Linked DNA regions of Mus musculus: region 1 is linked to region 2. Evidence: chromatin loops called from intact Hi-C (ENCODE). Cell type or tissue: heart. All regions are shown on one strand. Links, peaks and the distances in the headings refer to the core of each region. The heading gives the core; the rest is flanking DNA.

The links. A loop is a pair of places that touch in the nucleus more often than their neighbours do. Peaks named below come from ENCODE experiments on the same cell type or tissue, not always from the same donor. Only the 100,000 strongest peaks of a DNase experiment are listed, where the experiment ranks them.
Region 1: it touches region 2 in a loop (2.5-fold over the local background); 8 of 42 quality-filtered maps call a loop at or near these places.

Annotation. Positions count from the first base shown.
Region 1 is chr5:99,927,702-99,937,475 of GRCm38, reverse strand. The region is part of intron 4 of Vamp9 (vesicle-associated membrane protein 9); the gene reads right to left. Among named protein-coding and RNA genes, the nearest start is that of Vamp9, 26 kb to the right of the region's middle. In heart, for the core only: no CTCF peak of the experiment used is centred there; no DNase peak of the experiment used is centred there.
Region 2 is chr5:100,035,059-100,044,832 of GRCm38, reverse strand. Hnrnpdl (heterogeneous nuclear ribonucleoprotein D-like) reads left to right here and starts at 5,611. Exons shown (of 8, transcript NM_016690.4): 1 at 5,611-6,113; 2 at 6,852-7,020; 3 at 7,104-7,265; 4 at 7,617-7,748; 5 at 7,857-7,971; 6 at 8,182-8,352; 7 at 8,638-8,729. The coding sequence starts at 5,671. The coding sequence ends at 8,708. It overlaps Enoph1 (enolase-phosphatase 1), which reads right to left and starts at 4,839. Exons shown (of 6, transcript NM_026421.3): 1 at 4,531-4,839. The coding sequence starts at 4,614. In heart, for the core only: CTCF peaks have their summits at 1,412, 4,763 and 8,670; DNase peaks (open chromatin) are centred at 4,992, 5,852 and 6,202; H3K4me3 peaks cover 5,259 bases; H3K27ac peaks cover 3,366 bases.

The DNA.
Region 1 (9,774 bases), core at 621-8,620, 110 kb after region 2:
TATTCTTAAAATTTCAATCTCTTTAAAATATCCATCTCTTTTAAAATCCAAAGTCTTTTTACAATTAAAAGTCTATTAACTGTGGGCTCCACTAAAACAGTTTCTTCCTTCAAGAGGGAAAATATCAGGGTACAGTCACAATCAAAAGCAAAAGTCAATCTCCAACCGTCCAATGTCTGGGATCCAACTCACGATCTTCTGGGCTTCTCCAAGGGCTTGGGTCACTTCTCCAGCCAGGCCCTTTGTAGCACATGCGTCATCCTCTAGGCTCCAGATGCCTGTACTCCACTGCTGCTGCTGCTCTTGGTGGTCATCTCATGGTACTGGCATCTCCAAAACACTGCATGACCCCTTCAGTCCTGGGCCTTCAATTGCAACTGAGGCTGCACCTTCACCAATGGCCTTCCATGGCCTCTCACAGTGCTGAGCCTCAGCTGCTTTGCATGACCCCTTCATGCCTTCAAAACCAGTACCATCTGGGTGACCCTTACATATTACCAAGTCCCACTGCAGCAGGAGTACAACCTTGGCTATCTCTGGAACACAGCCTCTTTGTGCTTTCAGAAAACACTTCCCAGAAGATGCCACCTCAACGATGCTGGTCTCTTCTTAATCACCGCTAATTTCTTAGCTCCAGCTAACCAGCATCAATAGTCCCAGTAATGCAAAGTTTTTGCTTTGGTAGTTCTGGTATCTTGTTAATCACAGCTGATTCTTCAGCCCCAGCTAACCAGAACTACAGAATCTTCACAATCAAAACAGCAATGGCCCTGAAAAGAGTCTTTAATTTTCCCTCTGAAATTTCACAAACCAGACCTCCATCTTCTGCAGTGTTCTTAACATTATCTTCCAAGCTCCTACACAACATCCGACAGAGCTCTTAACAACGGATGGATCTTCAAGCCCAAAGTTTCAAAGTCCTTCCACAGTCCTCCCCAAAACATGGTCAGGTTATCACAGGAATACCCCACTCTGCTGGTACCAATTTGTCTTAGTCAGGGTTTCTATTCCTGCACAAACATCATGACCAAGAAGCAAGTTGAGGAGGAAAGGGCTTATTTGGCTTACACTTCCATACTGCTGTTCATCACCAAAGGAAGTCAGGACTGGAACTCAAGCAGGTCAGGAAGCAGGAGCCGATGCAGAGGCCATGGAGGGATGTTCTTTACTGGCTTGCTTCCCCTGGCTTGCTCAGCCTGCTCTCTTATAGAACCAAGACTACCAGCCCAGAGATGGTCCCACCCACAAGGGGCCTTTCCCCCTTGATCACTAATTGAGAAAATGCCTTACAGTTGGATCTCATGGAGGCATTTCCTCAACTGAAGCTCCTTTCTCTGTGATAACTCCAGCCTGGGTCAAGTTGACACAAAACTAGCCAGTACACCCCCCAAACCCAAAAAACAACCCAAAAAAGCAAAACCCAAAAACCAACCTATCAGCTATACCAAAGATTATGGTAATTATGCTTTCTTTTTTTTTTTTTTCTTTTCTAAGGACTTTGGGATTCCCTTTATGAGTTCAATGACACACTGGTCATCCAGGAGCGTCAGTGTCCATGCCTTCCTGTTGTTTCTGTAGACTCTCTCATTACTGATTCTAGCTGATTACACTGTGATCTGGAAAATGGTGTGCTTCAGAGAAGGTTTCAGTGTTCAGTGTGTGCTCTGTTTGTTGGGTGGAAATTTCTGTACATTTCTATTAACACTATTGCTCTATGGTGCAACTCAACCTGCGGTTTCTTTGCCAATGTTTAGGTTGGAGGACCTATCTAGAGATAAAAGTGGTAACAGAGCCATTATTATATCTATTAGTATCTGCTTTATAAAACCGGGACTCCCAACATTTATGCACATATAATTGTTGTATCATCTGATGACGAATCGACCTCCTTATTAAATGCAGTGGTCCTATTTCTCCTGCTTAATTTTAGGCTGAAGTCTGCTTTATCAGAACAGCTATGCCAGCTTGTTTTACATTTCCAACTGTCTGGCAGATTGTTTTCTACCCATTGCCTCTCAGCTGTGAGTGTCTTTCCCAGTGAGGTATATTTCCTGGAGATAACAAAGAGTTGGATATGTTTTTTAAATCTTTCAGGCAATGTAAGCAGAAGCAATTTACATGGAAGGTTATTACTGAGAGATTTTTTTTTTTTTTTTTTTTTTGGTTTTTCGAGACAGGGTTTCTCTGTGTAGCCCTGGCTGTCCTGGAACTCACTTTGTAGACCAGGCTGGCCTCGAACTCAGAAATCCGCCTGCCTCTGCCTCCTAAGTGCTGGGATTAAAGGTGTGCGCCACCACACCCAGCTCAAAAAAACCCAATTTTATTAGATTTTTAAAAAAAGATTTATTTATTTATTATATGTTAGTACACTGTAGCTGTCCTCAGATACTCCAGAAGAGGGCATCAGATTTTGTTACAGATGGTTGTGAGCCACCATGTGGTTGCTGGGATTTGAACTTGGGACCTTCGGAAGAGCAGTTGGCACTCTTAACCACTGAGCCATCTCGCCAGCCCTTATTAGACTTTTTTTTTACTGTGTATGGATGCCCACACATGCACAGCACTGCACACATGTGGAGATCAGGGTAATATTGGCAGGAGTCCGTTCTCTCTACCATGCAGGTACTGGGAATGCGACTCAGGCTTGGCAGCCCTTTACTCGATAAGTCATCTTGCCAGCCCTGGTCTGAGTTCTTGATTGTACTCAGAGCTCCTGGAATGTTATAGTTATTTATTTGTTTATTTATTTTTCTTACTGGTGTTCAAATGTAGTCCATCACCTTGCTCCTCCATCCTGAGTATATAGGGGATGCTTCTGCCACTGTGTTTATTTAATTCACTGAGTTTTTCATTTCTAAAATTTCTGTTTTTCCCTCAAAATGTGAATTTTCTTGCTCAGTTTTATTTCATGCTACTCTCCTGTCACTGTACAGCGCTTCCCTCTGTGGTGCTGACTGTCTGTCCTCTCCAGGCCTGGGCGTGGCTCGTCTGCTTGCTGTGGTCATTTACCACTTGTTTTAAAGCGGATGTGCTTGAACTCTCCATCCGGCAGTTCGCTCACCCCAGTGCCTTTGCACGTGGCACATGAAGATCTACCCAGGGTCTCTAGGATCTTTGCCTTGCCTTCTATGTTCTTATTGCATTCATTGTTCTGAATAGTTTTAGCTTCTTTTTCGGTTGCTACGATAGAATACTACATCAAGAGCAACTTCAGGAAGGAAAGTGTTATTGAGATGCTGTTTGTCATGGGGAGACTTAAAGGTGTAGGAGCTTGAAGTAGCAGCTGGTCAAATAATCGATCAGTAGAGAGCATGCCAGTGCTCAGTCCACTGTTTCCATTTCATACAGTCCAGGGTCCCCTCCCCAGGGAATGGTCTCACCGGAAAGCAAGCTGGGTCTTCCTCATTAGTGATCTAATCAAGATCGTCCCCCAGGCATGTCCAGGGGCCCATCTCCCAGGTGACTCCAGAATTTGTCAGGCTGACAACATTTCCTCTCCTTCTGAAGCTCAGCCAGCAGCACTCCTGTGAGCAGTGAGTCATTCCACAGAAGCCATAGAGACGTGCTTGGAATCAGTTACAGTGCCTGAGTATGGGAGCACAGAACGGCCGGTGGACAAACGGAAACTGAAGCTAGACATTCTCTAGAGTAAGCATGAAGTAGCAAAGAGACGAGAGAGGGGAAGGAGAAACGGAGAAGCAGTAAAGCTATGTGAGTGAGAGGAGGAGGGAGGGATGTGGGAAATACTGTATGGAGAGAAAGGAAAATGAGATAGGAAGAAGAGAAAAAGGAAACATAAGTAAAATTCTCAATAATAAAAACATTCAAAAATAAAATTAGACACCTGGAAGAAGTGAAATAAGAGATTAACAATGATAGAGTAAAATCTAGCAAAGTTAACATATGACTAAGTGTGTGTGTGTGTGTGTGTGTGTGTGTGTAGTGGGGCAGGGACAGGAGGGGACACACGGGACAAAAGCAAATAAAAACCAAATAAAATATAAATGTTTTTCCCCAAAAAGAATATGCACAAACAAAATTAGATGAATATACAGAGGGGAATAACTAATGAATGTATAAAAATAAAATCTACAAAGATGTTCAACATTCTTAGTCATCAGACAATGAAAATGAAATCTACTTTGAGATTTGATCTTATGCCAGTCAGAATGGCTAAGATCAATAAAACACATGACATTTCATGCTGATGACGGTGTGGAGTAAGAGACACACTCATTCACTGCTGGTGGGAGGGGAAAGTTGTTCAGCCACTATGGAAATCAGTGTGGAGGTTCCTCAGGAAGCCGCAGATAATCGAGTTACCGTGAGATCCAGCCGTGATGTTCCTGGGCACATACCCAAAGGAGTCTGGATTTTACAACAGAAACACTTGCTCAACTAGGTTCACTGCTGATCTATTCATGATAGCCAGGAACCAGAAACAATCTAGATGTCCCTCAGTAGGGTAAATGGATAAAGGGTACATCTTATATAATGGAATATTGCTTAGTGGTTAAAAATGAAATAATGAAATTTGCAGGTAAATGGATGTAGCTAGAAAAAACCATCATCTGTGAGATAATCCAGACTCAGAAAGACAATTGTGTGTATGTATGTATTCACTTATATATTAAGGTTAGCTGTAACGTCTTCAGTGAGCAGGGTGTAGTCCATGGAAGCACAGAGATTAGTTATAGAGTAAGGACAGATAAGTCTCCCTAGGAAGGGGAAATAGTCTAGATAATTACAGATGGACAGGGGGACCTGGCCAGAGAGGATCAAATGGTACAGGGAGTGTGATATGGGGATGGAGGGGCAGCTAAAACTAAAGGGCATTTGAGGGCTTGTATGCAAACCTAGTACTGAAGAATCTTCTTAAAATACATAGATGGAAGAAGTCAGTTGGGGTCGCTCATGCTTTACCTGGGGAGGGGTGCCTCTCAAGTGCATTGGGAATGTGGAAAGCAAGCAAAACACTACAGTAGCAGAGAACCTACCTGCCTGCTCTCAAGACCTTGTGAGTATTCTCACGCTGTTGGTGGGATGCAGCAGTAGGTATCACACACACCCTGGCCCTTTGGAACTGCGGGGCTCTGCAGCAGTAAATGGCAGATGGATGGTTCCAGCACATGCTCTGGCCCAGAAATATCAAATTTCAGGGTAATTTCTATGTGATGAGATCTGCTCCTGGTCATGAGACCTAGCCTCCTGCTACCTGTGCTCTCTGTCAGTCAGTGCTTAGCCCTCCTCTTCCCCACAGCTGCCTCTATGGGCCTCCCCGTCATGTAGAGGATGTCGAGGGTCGAGCTGAGGTGCCTCATCTTGTGCTTGTCCTAGGCCCTCATGGAAGCTCACTTTAAACAATCGATTTGCTCACAAGGTGTCCCACAGACGCTGTTTCATGAAGCACACAGTGTGACCAAGTGGGAATGCTCTGCTGCTAACTCCTGCCAGGGTTCTGCCTGCCTCTACAGCCCACAGCTGGAACAAAGGCTGGTGAGGCCGTGGGCTCTCATGACCACCAGTCTTACCCAGCTTACCTTCTCTGTGTCCTGTATTTTCTGTTCCTTTCTGGTATCTCCGACTTCCTTTTTGGATTTTTGTTCTTTATAACTTTCTTTGGGCTGAAGCCCATCTTTCCCCATTTGGACTCTCCTCTCCACTGGCTCACACAGAACCAGTCTCTAGTCTGCCATGTGACGAGGGAGTCCTTACATGGCTCTCCTGTGGCTAGATAGCTCACATGTGAACAACAGCACCCTGTTTGGATGTTCCATGGAGTGTTTTTCCAGTCGTCTGCTGAAGGGCATCTTGTTTCCAATGTATGCAATCATAAAGAGAACTGTCAGAAACATCCACATATAGGTTTTGGTGTAGTGATACTTTCAAGTTATTTGGTAAAATGTCAGGAAGAGTTGTTTATTTTTTTAAATTATACTTATTGATTAGTTTCTTAGGGAGAGCATGCTGCGAAAGCACGAGCGTGGAAGTCAGGAGAGAACTTCCAGGGTCGATCTCTCCTCTGGGGTGGAAAGCCCGGGGAATGGAACTCAGGTGCTCAGGCTTGGGGGCGGCTGTCTTTTATCTGCTGAGCCACCTCACTAGCTTCAAGGCTAAGATGTCTCTTCACTCACGTGCATGTGTATTCTGTGACTGTATGAGGTTGGTGTGCAGGAGTGCCTGGAGACCAAAGGGCGGCTTTGGATCTCCTGGAGTGGAGTTACAGGTGTTCCGAGTCACCCAATGTGGACACCGGGAATTGAACTCAGATCTCTGGAAGAGCAGCTAGTGCCCCTAACCACTGAGCCATCTCTCCAGGCCTTGAATGTTTAGTTTTTTTAAGGAACAGCCAAACTTTGTATCCACATGGCTGTACTTGCATTCCACCAGCCTGCTTCCATTGCTCCACATCTTTGCTGGCATTTGGTGATGTCAATATTTAAAAGTTCTTTTAGTAATTGTCTAGTAGTGTTTCCTTTGTAGTTTGCAACTTATTAATGAAGTATGGGCTGCAGAGTAGAAGGCTTCCATGGCGTCACGTTTTTTGTTCAGGTGACTGCTGAATATTTTCTGCTCATCTTCATTTAGTTGCTTCTTATTGCTAAGAGCTCTTTTTATATTTTGAAGATACATCTATTATTATTTTATTTTAAATATTTGTTTATATTATTTTATGAGTATGCACATTTTGCGTATTTTGGCTGTATGTGTACCATACAAATGCCTAGTGTCCATGGAGATGAGAAGAGTGTGCAGGATCCTTTGGAACCAGAGTTACTGACAGTTGTAAGCCACTATGTGGTGGTGGGAACTGAACCCAAGTCCTCTGCATAAGCCACCTCTGAGCTACCTCTCCAGCTGCCTTAAAACATTTATGTGTATGTGTGTGCCTGCAGATTATGTGCAAGTGTGTGCATGCCCGTGTGGGGAGCAGGGGAGGCCTTGAGAGAATGTGTAAGGTGCAGAGGAAGCATCAGACCCCAGGGAACCAGCAAAGCCTTCCTCTGGTCCAAGTGTGAGTATTTACAGGAGGTGGACCACTGTGTAAATACTGCAGCTTCCTCTTCCTTATGTTTACAGCCTAACACAGCCCCCTACAGACACCTCCTCCTGAGATTAGCCATCTCTTCCTCTTCCTCCACCTCCTCCTCCTTGTAACCTCACTGAGGTTCTGGGCTGTGTTTAGTTAGTGGCACTCCATCCAGAGAGTATGGCCCACCTGATCCCAGCTTTTCTGTAAGCCCATCTGTGTGTCTGTCCTTTCTTCTTTCCTTCATCCTCCAGTCAGGTTTCCAAAGCCAAGCTGATACATCACTTGTGGAGGCCAGAAGGGGGTGTTGGCTCCTCCGGAGCTGTGGTTATAAACATGTCTACTTACTAGGTTTTGTTCTTTTGTTTTTAAAAAGATTTGTTTATTTATTGTATGTATGTAAGTACACTGTCGCTGTCTTCAGACACACCAGAAGAGGGCATCAGGTCTCACTACAGATGGTTGTGAGCCACCATGTAGTTGCTGGGAATTGAACTAAGGACTCTGGAAGAGCGGTCAGTGCTCTTACCTGCTGAGCCATCTCACCAGCCTCATTTTTTTTTAAATACAGAGTTTCTCTCTGCGTAATTGCTAAATTTCTTTCATTTAAAAATTTTGTATAGGATTTTTTATACTTTGTTAAATTTTATAAAAGCATTTAAATTTTGGGTGCAAATGTAAGTGATGTTGTTCTTAAATTTAACTCCACTTGCTTGTTTCTAGCTGACTTTTTAGTGTTTTGTAACCTTGCTATAAATGCTTTTAGGTCCAAGGATATTTTGGCTAATTCTTTTTGATTTCTTGCACAATCATGTAACCTGCAAACAAAGATGCAAAAATTTTAGCTCTCCCTCCCAGTTTGCATGTCTCCTGTTTTCTTCCCTGCCCCTTGCACTGGCTATGCCCCCCACCCCGTCCCTGCTCCAGTGTTGGGAAGCAGAGGTGAGTGGGGCACTGGACAGGGCAGCTACGTGAGAACAACTTATTAAAAAGATGAGATCAAATGCCCACAAGACAAAACGATAATACCTTTTGTATGAAGGTGGAGTTGAGAGTGAAGTTGAGGGTGGCAGAGGCTGATGAGAGAGGAATTATGGGATGGGGTGGGGGAGGAATATAATCAAAAGACACTGAATTCATGTATGGAACTGTTCAAAGAACTGACAAACATATTAAAATGAGCAGAGGAGATCTTTTAAAGGGTGACTTGAGAGCATAAAAATAAGGGTCTGGCCATTCAAAAGCTGAAATAAAAGTTTTTTTTTTCTTTTTTAAATATATATTTTGTAGTTTCAGCAGTGCACACATGTGACCAAACTCGTCTCACCTCTGCTGCACCTCCCGGAGCTGCTGCTGTGCTTCAGCCTGAGAGGGCAGGCTTTACAGTTTTACTCTCTATAAGACATAGTCTCGTTTCCCAGAAAACAGAACCACGGCACCATTGTCATTTACCTAATATCTCCGTTTCAGACAAACGTCTCAAAAGCGAGCCATGGTTCTTCTCCTGTGATGCCAGCGTCCACAGGTGCATGTTGGATTGGATGGACGCATCTCTTCAGCTTCATTTAGTCTATGGGTTCTTTTCTATGCTGTGCTACCTGTCATGGCTATCCTATCTTACCTTTGTTACCCACACTTAAATGTATTTAACTGAGCATGTCAACCGCTCTGTTTCCAGGGAATTAGAAATGGATGTGGAACTGCTTCAGGGTCAGGCTTGGTGTTTCCGAGAGTGTTCAGATGTGTGCTGTGCGCTTCTGTCCTATCAGAATGGTGATATTCCCTCCCTCCTCGCTCCCCAGGCTGGCCTCTGCCTCCAGAGTGCTGGGATTAAAGGCCCGCACCAATCATTCCAGGCTGATGGTCTCTTCTTCTTCTTCTTCTTTTTTAAAGACAGGGTTTCTCTGTGTAGCCCTGGCTGTCCTGGAACTCACTCTGTAGACCAGGTTGGTCTCAAACTCAGAAATCCGTCTGCCTCTGCCTCCCAAGTGCTGGGATCAAAGGCGTGCGCCACCACGCCAGCTGATGGTCTCTTCTTTAAACTTAGGAAGGACCACCGAGACATCTGCTTTGGCAGCACACACTAAACTGGAATGATACGGAGATCAGCATTTCCCCCTGAGCAATGGTGACAAAGACATTTGTGATCTGTTCCAAGTAAAAGAAATGGGGGGTCTGGAGAGATGGCCCAGTTGTTGGGTTAGTGCTTGCTGCTGCTGTAGACCTCTGCTTTGATCCCAGCATCTACACTGGGCAGCTCCCAACTGCCTCACATTCCAGATCATGGGATCCAGTGCCCTCTTCTGGTCTCCATGGGCATTGCATTCATGTGCGTTCATAGGTACAGACTCATATCATAAATAAAAAGAAATGAAATAACTGTTAAAAAGCAAAAACAAAAAACAAAAAACAATGCAAAAACCGGTGGGGTTGGGTATTTCAGACGCATCTTTTAAATGATTAAGTTCCTAATCAGCTTTTTCCTTGTTTCTGATCATTTCTTAAACAGAATGTTTTTATTAATTCTTTGAGAATTCCATCCACAATATTTTGACTGTGTTTACTCTCTATTCCTCTCATATATAACTTCTATGTCCTCACTCAGCAAGCTTCATGTTCTCTATTTTCTAACCCACTAGTCCAGTCTGGCTGACCATGGCTGTGTGACCATTTACCTGGATCGCTCCACCCAACAGGAGCCACACCCTTAAAGAAAGAAACAAAACTGACCGATCGATCCTCTG
Region 2 (9,774 bases), core at 887-8,886:
CTTTTAAAACTTTGTAGTACAGAAATATGCAAATAGACTTTGTACTGGCAATGCCTGCTCCAATTCTGCTGGTGCACCTGACCAACCTGACCAAAATACTGACAGATCACAAAGCAAAACACCAGTCCAGTAGCTGCAAAAATAATATCCAGAGGCACGGAGAGGCAGACCTGGTGGCATTCAGGACGACGGAGCAGTGGGAACTAGATTGAAACTAGAATCTACAGCTGCTGAATGCCCAACCAGCTGTGCGGGTCCTCTCTGGGTCCTAGGAATTACTAGGCTGCTGAGATAGTAAAACGTCCTGGCCAGGAACCTATCCTGATCCAGGACTATTTCTAACTCAGAAAACAAGACAAAAGAGCTGGTAAGTAAAAACCAGTTTAGGGTGTTGCCTGTAATCCCAGAGAAGCAACAGAGAGATACAGCAAGAGAAATTACCACTGCCCAAACCAGGTTTGCGGAATCACACAGCCAGGACTGTTGACATTGGGTAAACATATAAATACATCTAAGTAATATAAACAAGAAAAAAAAAAGCAAACTGTCTGCCAGTGCAGAGGCTCAGTTCCCCAATCAGAGTCTCTTACAGGGTAAGTGGCTCAGCGGGAGGCCTAAATTGCATGGCCCCACCCAAGTCTCCACATAGCTTCTCTGTCTGACTCTTAGGAGGAAAGCAGAGGGGTGTCTCAACCTTAAATAATTGGCTGCATTTGACTACTTAAGAAATGGAAAATGAGGCTGGGCGTGGTGGCTCACGCCTTTATCCCAGCACTAAAGAGAGACTGAGGCAGGCCCAATCTCTTTTGAGTCTGAGGCCAGCCTGGTGTACATACAGAGCTCAAGGAGAGCCAGGACCACACAGAGACCCTGTCTCAAAACAAAGAAAAAATAAAAAATAAATAAGTAAAAGGAAAGGAAAATAAGTCTTTACAAAGATTACTGACAAATCAAGAGGCCCTTTCAAGGTCAATTTTGACAATGCTTCGCTTTCTCAGTCCACGCTAACCACAGAATATGCAGCAGCCGGCAGTCCCTGTGGTCATCTTACATGGGAAGCTGACTGTCACCTCTGAGCTTGGGGAAAATGCTCTCACTTGACTATTCATTCTGGTCCAAGGGTACTGTCATCAAACAGCAATACAAAGTACGGGTTTTTTACCATATACTTTTATGGTATTTCATAGTGATTAAAAGTATTCCCATAGCAACCGTTCTCAGTCAGCACATACAGTGAGCAAGCAGAACAGACTGGATAAAGGTCAAGAGCACTTGCTGCTCTGGCAGTGGGCCCAGCAGTTCCATTCATGGCGTCCTCTTCTGGCATCCCTACATGGCGCCTTCTTCTGGCATCCATAAGCGCTGCATGCCTATGTGTGTACATACTCAATACACAGAAATAAATGCATTCTATTAAAAATTTTTTAGAGATGGAATAAAATATCCTTTTAAGATTTATTTATTATGTATACAGTGTTCTGCCTGAACAAATGCCTGCAGGCCAGAAGATGGCACCAGATCTCATTACAGATGGCTGTGAGGCACCATGTGGTTGCTGGGATTTGAACTCAGGACCTCTGGAAGAACAGCTAGTCAGCACTCTTAACCTCTGAGCCATCTCTCCAGCCCTGATAAAATACTTTTACAAATGTTAAGTTCAATAGCAGAAATAATAAGAGAGTGTTTTGTGTGTGTGTGTGTGTGTGTGTGTTTTAAGAGAGGACCTCATGTAGCCCAGGCTAGCCTCAAATTTGCTCTGTAGCCCATGATGACCGTGATGACCTTCGACAAAACACTTGGCATTTGCTGGGGACGGAACCTGGAACCTCAGGTATGCTAGCAAAGCCACATCCCCAGCCAAGAGTAAGGGGTTTTGATCATGACAAATTAGGTTCAATCTCAGGCATTTCACACAACTTTTTGGACCGTATTAAATCCATAGTGCATACATCGTCACAGGTTTTGAAGACAGGCTCAACACCTCACAAGTAAACAGCACCCAATGCTTCTGTCTGCCATTCTGGGAAATAAGATCATCTTCAAGTTCACACACCTACTTGACTAATAATAATGCTCAGAGTATTACTCTCAGCTCCGTGCTGAAAGCTGGAGAAGGGCGGGTCTCTGTCATTCTCCTCAAAGAGTTCAAGGATCCTTCAGACACCCTCCTGAGGACTCACAAAGTCCATGTTCCCAGGCGTGCAGCGGCGGCCTTGAGAAGTCGGGCTGGAAAGCTAAACTTGTTCAGACAGCAGCTCCCAAGCATGTCTCATGGACTCTCTGTTCAATTCCCACAAACACCCACAGAACTCGAATTCTTCTGAATGGAACTCATTCTTCCGACCATACTTTTATTTTGACAAATTCATGTGTATGTGTAACAGCAAAATAAAAACATTCTAAGACAGGACCAAGAAACTCATTTATATGTACTTACTTTTCAACTTTATGTTCTGTGGTTTTTGAGACAGCGTCTCTGTAGCCCCAGATGTCCTGGAACTCACTACGTAGACCAGGCTGGCCTCAACTTTACAGAGCTCCACCTGCTCCTGCCTTCTAGTGCTGGGATTAAAAGCTTGTCACATGCTCAGTCCTTAACTTTTTAGCAAGATTTTTAAATTTTTATTTTATACATACTTTGTCTGCACATATATGTCTATGTACTACTTGCGTGCCTGATGCCTATGGAAACCGAAACAGTGCATCTGATCCCCTGGAACTTCAGTTACAGACTGTTGTAAGCCACCATGTGGGTGCTGGGGATTGAACCTGGTACTCTGGAAAAGCCCCCAGTGCTAGTAACTGCTGAGCCACACCTCCAGGTCCTGTATTTACTTATTGTTGAGATAAGTGTGTTGCCCTAGCTGACTTCAACCCTCCTGCCCCAGCTTCCTGGGCAGCACCATGCTTGATTGCTAAAAGCTATCCTTTAAGGGAGATTCCCAAATCATTATTTTGTAGCTAGCCTTGAATGTGTATATAATCTGGTATCAATCTAAGTCACTAGAGCATTTTTATTACAAGGTCCCATGGTGGCGCATGCCTTTAATCCCAGCACTCAGGAGGCAGAAGCAGGCGGATTTCTGAGTCTGGTCTACAGAGTGAGTTCCAGGACAGCCAAGGCTACACAGAGAAACCCTGTCTCGAAAAACAAAACAAAACAACAAAAAAAAGAAGTGGCTCACAGGCATCTGAGGGAAGAGACATTACAGTTTCCATGCTGACTTATATGAGCTTATCTTATTTAACAAATCAACTTTCCAAAAATGGTACATATTTAAGGCCATATCCTGACCGCGGCTGTCATTTAGGTCCCGTGCCCTGCGGACAGCAGACAGAGAGAGAATAGAGCTGGTGACCTACAATCACCTCCCCCCATCACCACACACAAAGCAGTTAATTATGTAACAAGAACAACAAAGTGGACACAATTATCAGCATTTAGGCAGTCTTGAATTTTTCCACTGGTCTCTACTGTAATTAAAATCTTGGCAAAATGGCCAACTAGACTTTTCCAGAACCTTTGCTATGTATCTAAAACACCATAATTCTTATTTAGGAAGAAAGAGAGAAAGAAAGAAAGAAAGAAAGAAAGAAAGAAAGAAAGAAAGAAAGATAGATTGATTTGCCGGATTTGTGGCACATGGGAGTTCGAGGCCAGCCTGAATTATAGAGGTTATTTAAGAGCCTGTCTTAAATAAAATAGCTGTTATATTTGGAGACCTAAAGTTGTGTACAAACATTATGACCTACATCTAGAAAAATCAGACAATTGTAACAAGTAAACAATCAAAATAGACCTTAAAGCAGGCTGCAGTTTACTGGACGATGGGTTTTCCAACTCCCCCCCCTCCATACTACCCTCAACTATTCTATCATAAATATCAGTGCATAAATTGACTACATGGAAGAAAGTCAAGTCCTAAGCCTGTGAAACTGTGTTAACCCGACAGATACTCAAAAGCTTCAAGATACCATGGCTTTCTAAGAAAAATGAATGGAATTTTAGGTGTGTTCTTATAGTCTCAAAACCAGCGCAAGTGAGATGGTGCGAAAATCAATTGCTATTGCCCAAGATACCAGAGCCACTAGAAATCCTTTCACTTTAGTCTTTGCATTGGGAAGGCCTAAACCTCAAGGACCACTAAGTCAAGGCCACCACCTCTGCGGGCCGCAACCTTCAGCACATGGGGGACGCTCATCCACCGGGCGACACACCTACCTGCCAGGCCGTGGGAGCTCCAATCACCCCAACTCCTCCCAGCTGACCTGCCCCTCCCCAAGCCGTTGCTGAGACCATCTCCACTTCTTCCTATCCTTCTCCACCTAACCGAAAGCAAGGACAGGGGAGAAGATGGTGGCGCGAGGAAAAGCACCCCCGCAAACCGCCGCAGCTTCTCTTCCCCATTCCAGAGACATAAAGCCACACCGCCTCTCCTGAGCCTCCCAGGCAAAATCTCCAACACTTAAAATTTCCCTTTCAGATGCTTTTAGGCACAAGTAACTTCCCCGCTCCCTTCCGCCCCTCACCTTCACGAAAGCAATCGGGGTTGTGGTACCTTCGATATCTAACAGGATTACGGTGACTTCGGCGGGCACGGAAACCACGACCATTTCCCTGCCGGATGCTACCACGGGCTCGGCCTTGGTTAAGGAGGGCAACACCGCCTGCGCGTCTTGAGCTCCCGAGGGCCCAGCAACAACCGAGGCGCTGGCGACAGCGAACGACCAGGGGCTCAGAGACAGAGCTGGGACCCGCAGTTGCAGAGGAAGCCGCCTAGGGTACTACACCCGACGAGCAGGCGAGCCGCGCAGGCCCGGACCACGTGGGCAGCCGGAGGGGCGGGGCTCCGGGATTCAAAGGGGGGGGGTGGAGGAAACAAGGAGCGCGTGCCTATTGGCCGCCGGCGAGCCGCGAACCCGTCGGTCAAAATAGGCCTCGCGTGGGCGGGAACAAAGAAGCGAGCACCCAAGCCTGGAGCCTGGAGCCCGAGCGCGGGCACCAGCCCTCCGCAGCCTGCTGGAGCCTGCGCGGGAGGCCCGGGGCTCGTGCAGACGGGAGTCCCTTGAGTGGCGCGCCCGGGACGTGAGTGCCCCTTGTCTTCCCCGGCACCTGACCCCTTCCCCGCCCACCGCGTGCACCTTGGCACAGCTTCAGTCATCCGAGCAGGCCCCGCCCTCCGCCGCGGCCTCAGCCAGCCTCGGAGAACGAACGCACGGAACCCGGGCTGCAGAGAGAGATCCTGCAGCCACGGCCCCTGAGCCGACACCGCCCCGAGGCGACGGCGGAAAAGCCGTCCCCGCCAGGACGGAGGCGGTCATCGCGCACAGGCTTTCTGCTCGGCTGGTTGCAGCCGGCGCGAGGACAAAACACGCGTGCGCCGGGAGGGCGGGCGAGCGAGCGGGCGGACGGGCGCGCTGCAGCTTCAGCAAGCGGCGCGGGGTGCACGCCGCCCTTTTGCCGGAGTGGCCGCCGCTGCAGCAGCAGCAGCAGCTCTGCACTAGGGGACTGAGGGCGCAGCAAGGGACTGAGCCGAACTGGACGCGCGACGCCAACGGCTCTCAAGGCAAGAGGGACTGTGGCCCTGCCACGGCGCCGCTCGCGATTCCCGGTCCCGCACGGCTGACTCTCCCCGCGGCGCGACCTCGCTCCTCATCCGGAGCGCGGCGATGGAGGTCCCGCCCCGGCTCTCCCATGTGCCGCCGCCATTGTTCCCCTCCGCTCCCGCTACTTTAGCCTCCCGCGGCCTCTCCCATTGGCGGCCACGGGCTCCCCGGCAGCTCGCCCCGCTCCTCCCTTCGCTCGCTTCCAGCGCCTCCCGCCAGGGGGCGCGCCGGAGCCCGCGCCACGTCACCGCCCAGCAGCCCTCCCGATTGGCGGGCGGGGCGGCTATAAAGGGAGGGCGCAGGCGGCGGCCGGATCTCTTCCGCCGCCATTTTAAATCTAGCTCCATACAACGCTCCGCCGCCGCTGCCGCCGGGACCCGGACTGCGCGCCAGCACCCCCTCGCCGACGGCTCCGCCACCATGGAGGACATGAATGAGTACAGCAACATAGAGGAGTTCGCAGAGGGATCCAAGATCAACGCGAGCAAGAACCAGCAGGATGACGGGTACCGCACGCTCCGCTCCTCCCCTCCCCCAGAGCCCCGCGCGCGCCCTTCGTCCCTCCGGAGCCGCGCGCGCTGCCCCCAGTCTTTCCCCGAGTCGATTCTCCGCGTGCCCGCTGGACCCCAGTAGCCTTCCCCACTAGTGGAAAGTAAGATGGGGTGACTCGAGAGGCCCGCCGCGGGTGGGGGAAGGGAGGAGGGGTTGGGGAAGGAGAGAGGCGCCGTCGGTGTCCCGAGTGCGCAGGCGCCGCGTGGGGCCCGGGAGGGGGGAGGGGCCGGGTTCTGTGCGCCACTTGCTGCAGCTGCTGCTGCCGCTGCCGCCTCTTCATTGTGTGTGTTGGCCGCTCGCGAATTTTCCTGGGTTAGGTTTGGGAAACTTTTGGTTGGGGCACCAGTAGACGACTGGCACTAAAAGTTTCCTAGGTAGCAAAGTTGGCTTTAAGGCTGTGGGCAAGAGTCTACGTAAGTTGCGGGGGAATCGGTGTAAAAGTTGTGCTCTGCAATCCAAAGCAAGCAGGGCAGGACATCTACCAGATTCTAATGGCTTTTTTTTTTTTTCTAAGTTTTGAGTTCGCGTGGTACAAAGCAACGTGCCAGCTGGCTTGAACAAGTGGTTAAGATTTTTGTGGTCTAATGTTAGTGTTTGTAGTCAAAACAGATTGCGTCTGGAGAGTAAGTTGCCCTGTATTTAATCACTAAGTTACTGTTAAGCTTATTTTTCTTAAATAACTTTATTTCTAGTAAAATGTTTATTGGAGGCTTGAGCTGGGATACAAGCAAGAAAGATCTGACTGAATATTTGTCTCGATTTGGGGAAGTGGTAGACTGCACAATTAAAACAGACCCAGTCACGGGAAGATCAAGAGGATTTGGATTTGTGCTTTTCAAAGATGCTGCTAGTGTGGATAAGGTAGGGCTGTGTTTTGCATTGAGTCTACTGCGTTGCTTGCAAGTTGCTCTAGGCTTTTAAGTCCAAACTGCCTTGTCTTCCAGGTTTTGGAACTGAAAGAACACAAACTGGATGGCAAATTGATAGACCCCAAAAGGGCCAAAGCTTTAAAGGGGAAAGAACCCCCTAAAAAGGTCTTTGTGGGTGGATTGAGCCCAGATACTTCAGAAGAACAAATTAAAGAATATTTTGGAGCCTTTGGAGAGGTGGGCTGTGTTTGTGTATGTATGTGTGTCTGTGCTCGTGTTTGGTCAAGTCTGGGGGGGTTCATTAATATTTCACCGGATGGGACTGAATTCTCTTGCTTCGTCTTCACTGCTGCTTTCTATGTTGTAGTGGAAACCAGTATCTAATCTTACTTAGCCAAAGCCCCAAAGGTGTAAAGTGTTTCACCAATTGGTGGCCTCTGGGGTGTAAGGTACTATAAAAAGATAAAACACAACTTTTTAGAACATGGTGGTCAGTAGATGTGTCTGGTGTTTGTGAAGAGCCTGTGGCATTATATAATCTTTATTAACTGGTGGGTTTGTTTGTTTTGTCTGTGCACCTGATTTCAGATAGAAAATATTGAGCTTCCCATGGATACAAAAACAAATGAAAGAAGAGGATTCTGTTTTATCACATACACAGACGAAGAGCCAGTAAAGAAACTGTTAGAAAGCAGATACCATCAAATAGGTTCTGGGAAGGTAAATCCCTTAACAACTTAGAGGATTGTGTGTGTGAAGTCAGTGTGAAGAGAAACTTGTTCTATGTTCAGAACTTGGAACATCTGCAAATTTTCTGTTTATTTACAGTGCGAAATCAAAGTTGCGCAACCCAAAGAGGTGTACAGGCAGCAGCAGCAACAACAGAAAGGAGGCAGAGGGGCTGCAGCCGGCGGAAGAGGAGGTGCTAGGGGGCGTGGAAGAGGTGAGACCTCCTTGGGCGAGTGAGCGGTACACTGAAGCAGTGAGCTGCTAGGGACCTGACCTGTAGGGAAACACAGCTAGAGTGAAACTAAAGAGCTGACTTGGGGGGGGGGGGTTGAAGCCACAGTGTAGGGGACAGGAATGGATCAGCTTGTGGTAGGATTGGGACAGTCCCAAGTTGTTTCCTAACCTTCGTTGTGCATTGTTTCAGGTCAGGGCCAAAACTGGAACCAAGGATTTAATAACTATTATGATCAAGGATATGGAAATTATAATAGTGCCTATGGTGGTGATCAGAACTATAGTGGCTATGGCGGCTATGATTATACTGGGTATAACTATGGGAACTATGGATATGGACAGGGATATGCAGACTACAGCGGTAAGAACACTTAACTCAATTGTGAAGTACTTTCCCATTCTGAACTTGTGTGTATGGGCTTACTGTTGAGATGTTTGGAGTAGTCATGTTGTATAGTCATAGGAAAGTAAGACGGTGGTTATTTTAAAATATAATTAACAGCTATTGGCTATTACTGACTGTTAAGATGGCTTGATGTTTTGATGTTCAGCATGCATAGTTTCTTATAGGGTAGATTTTTTTTTCTGTTTAGAAAAACGGTTTTCTTAGGAAACTTTGTTAGTGAAACTCATATCCTTTCCACAGGTCAGCAGAGCACTTACGGCAAGGCGTCCCGAGGGGGCGGCAATCACCAGAACAATTACCAGCCCTACTAAAGGAGGACGCTGGGAGAGCAGGTGTGTGAGATGCAGGAAAGCATTGCACTGGCTAATTTAACTTAAAGATCAATAGACAAATGAAAAACACGAGTAAATGATATGTTGTGTAGTCCTTGCTAAAGTGTTACTGTTTAATTGCTTTATGAGCCTGTTTTGCCTAAAGTGTCTATAGATCTTTAACTTTAAAGTTTTACCTCACCTTTTTTAGAACTACAGAAAAACTTAAGAGTTTTTCTGTTTGCTTTGTGTACCAGGAGGTGTAGAGGAGTAATTAAACTTTTTTAGAAGTGTTAACAGGTAAAGTACTGAAATGGGTACAACTTAAGGAAAAGAAGAATGTTGTCTTCTAACTCTGACATTATACCTTGTTTGTACCCGCCAGCGGGAACTTCATTGCAGGCCGTGTGTCACCCTGACCACGTCTATCTCTGGGGGTCGCACGTTGCGGGCAGAGCGCAAGGCATACACCAGAAAACGCTGTCCTGTGGTATGGTCTCTTCCAACTTCATGTACCAGCGTAAAGATTAAAGTGGAAAACTTCAGACTTTGGCTTCTTTTTTAATCTTTTTGGAGATTAAGTGTCTAAACTTAACTTAAATGGTTTTTTACAGGAGTTAAAGTGCATAAATGCCTTTTTACAGCTTAATCATTTTGGTCTTCTGTTTAGTGTTGTATTTCAATTGTGGAGCCTCATTTTAAGTGTTCATTCTTTAAGATTTAATGCTTGCTTTTTCTTTTTATAGCTAATAGTGAAATCTACAAACCAAAACAAGAACTTTTAAATCTGGGATATAAGTTAAAGATCATATGCACAAAGTAATTGGCTACCGTGTTACCATTATAAACCTACCTGGAATTTGTGTTGGTAGCATCCAGTTGGCTTACTAGGGATGCTTCTGTTCTGGTTGGCCCTCACTTGCTAGATGCAGATCAGGGAAGATTGCATTCCCGTGTTCTAAATTCAGTCCATCCTGTGTCATTTGGAACTCGAGTGAGTTTCAGTGCCCAAACTGTACTTTGCTGATGAACATGCGTGTGATCTTTAATTGAAGTGAGGACTTAA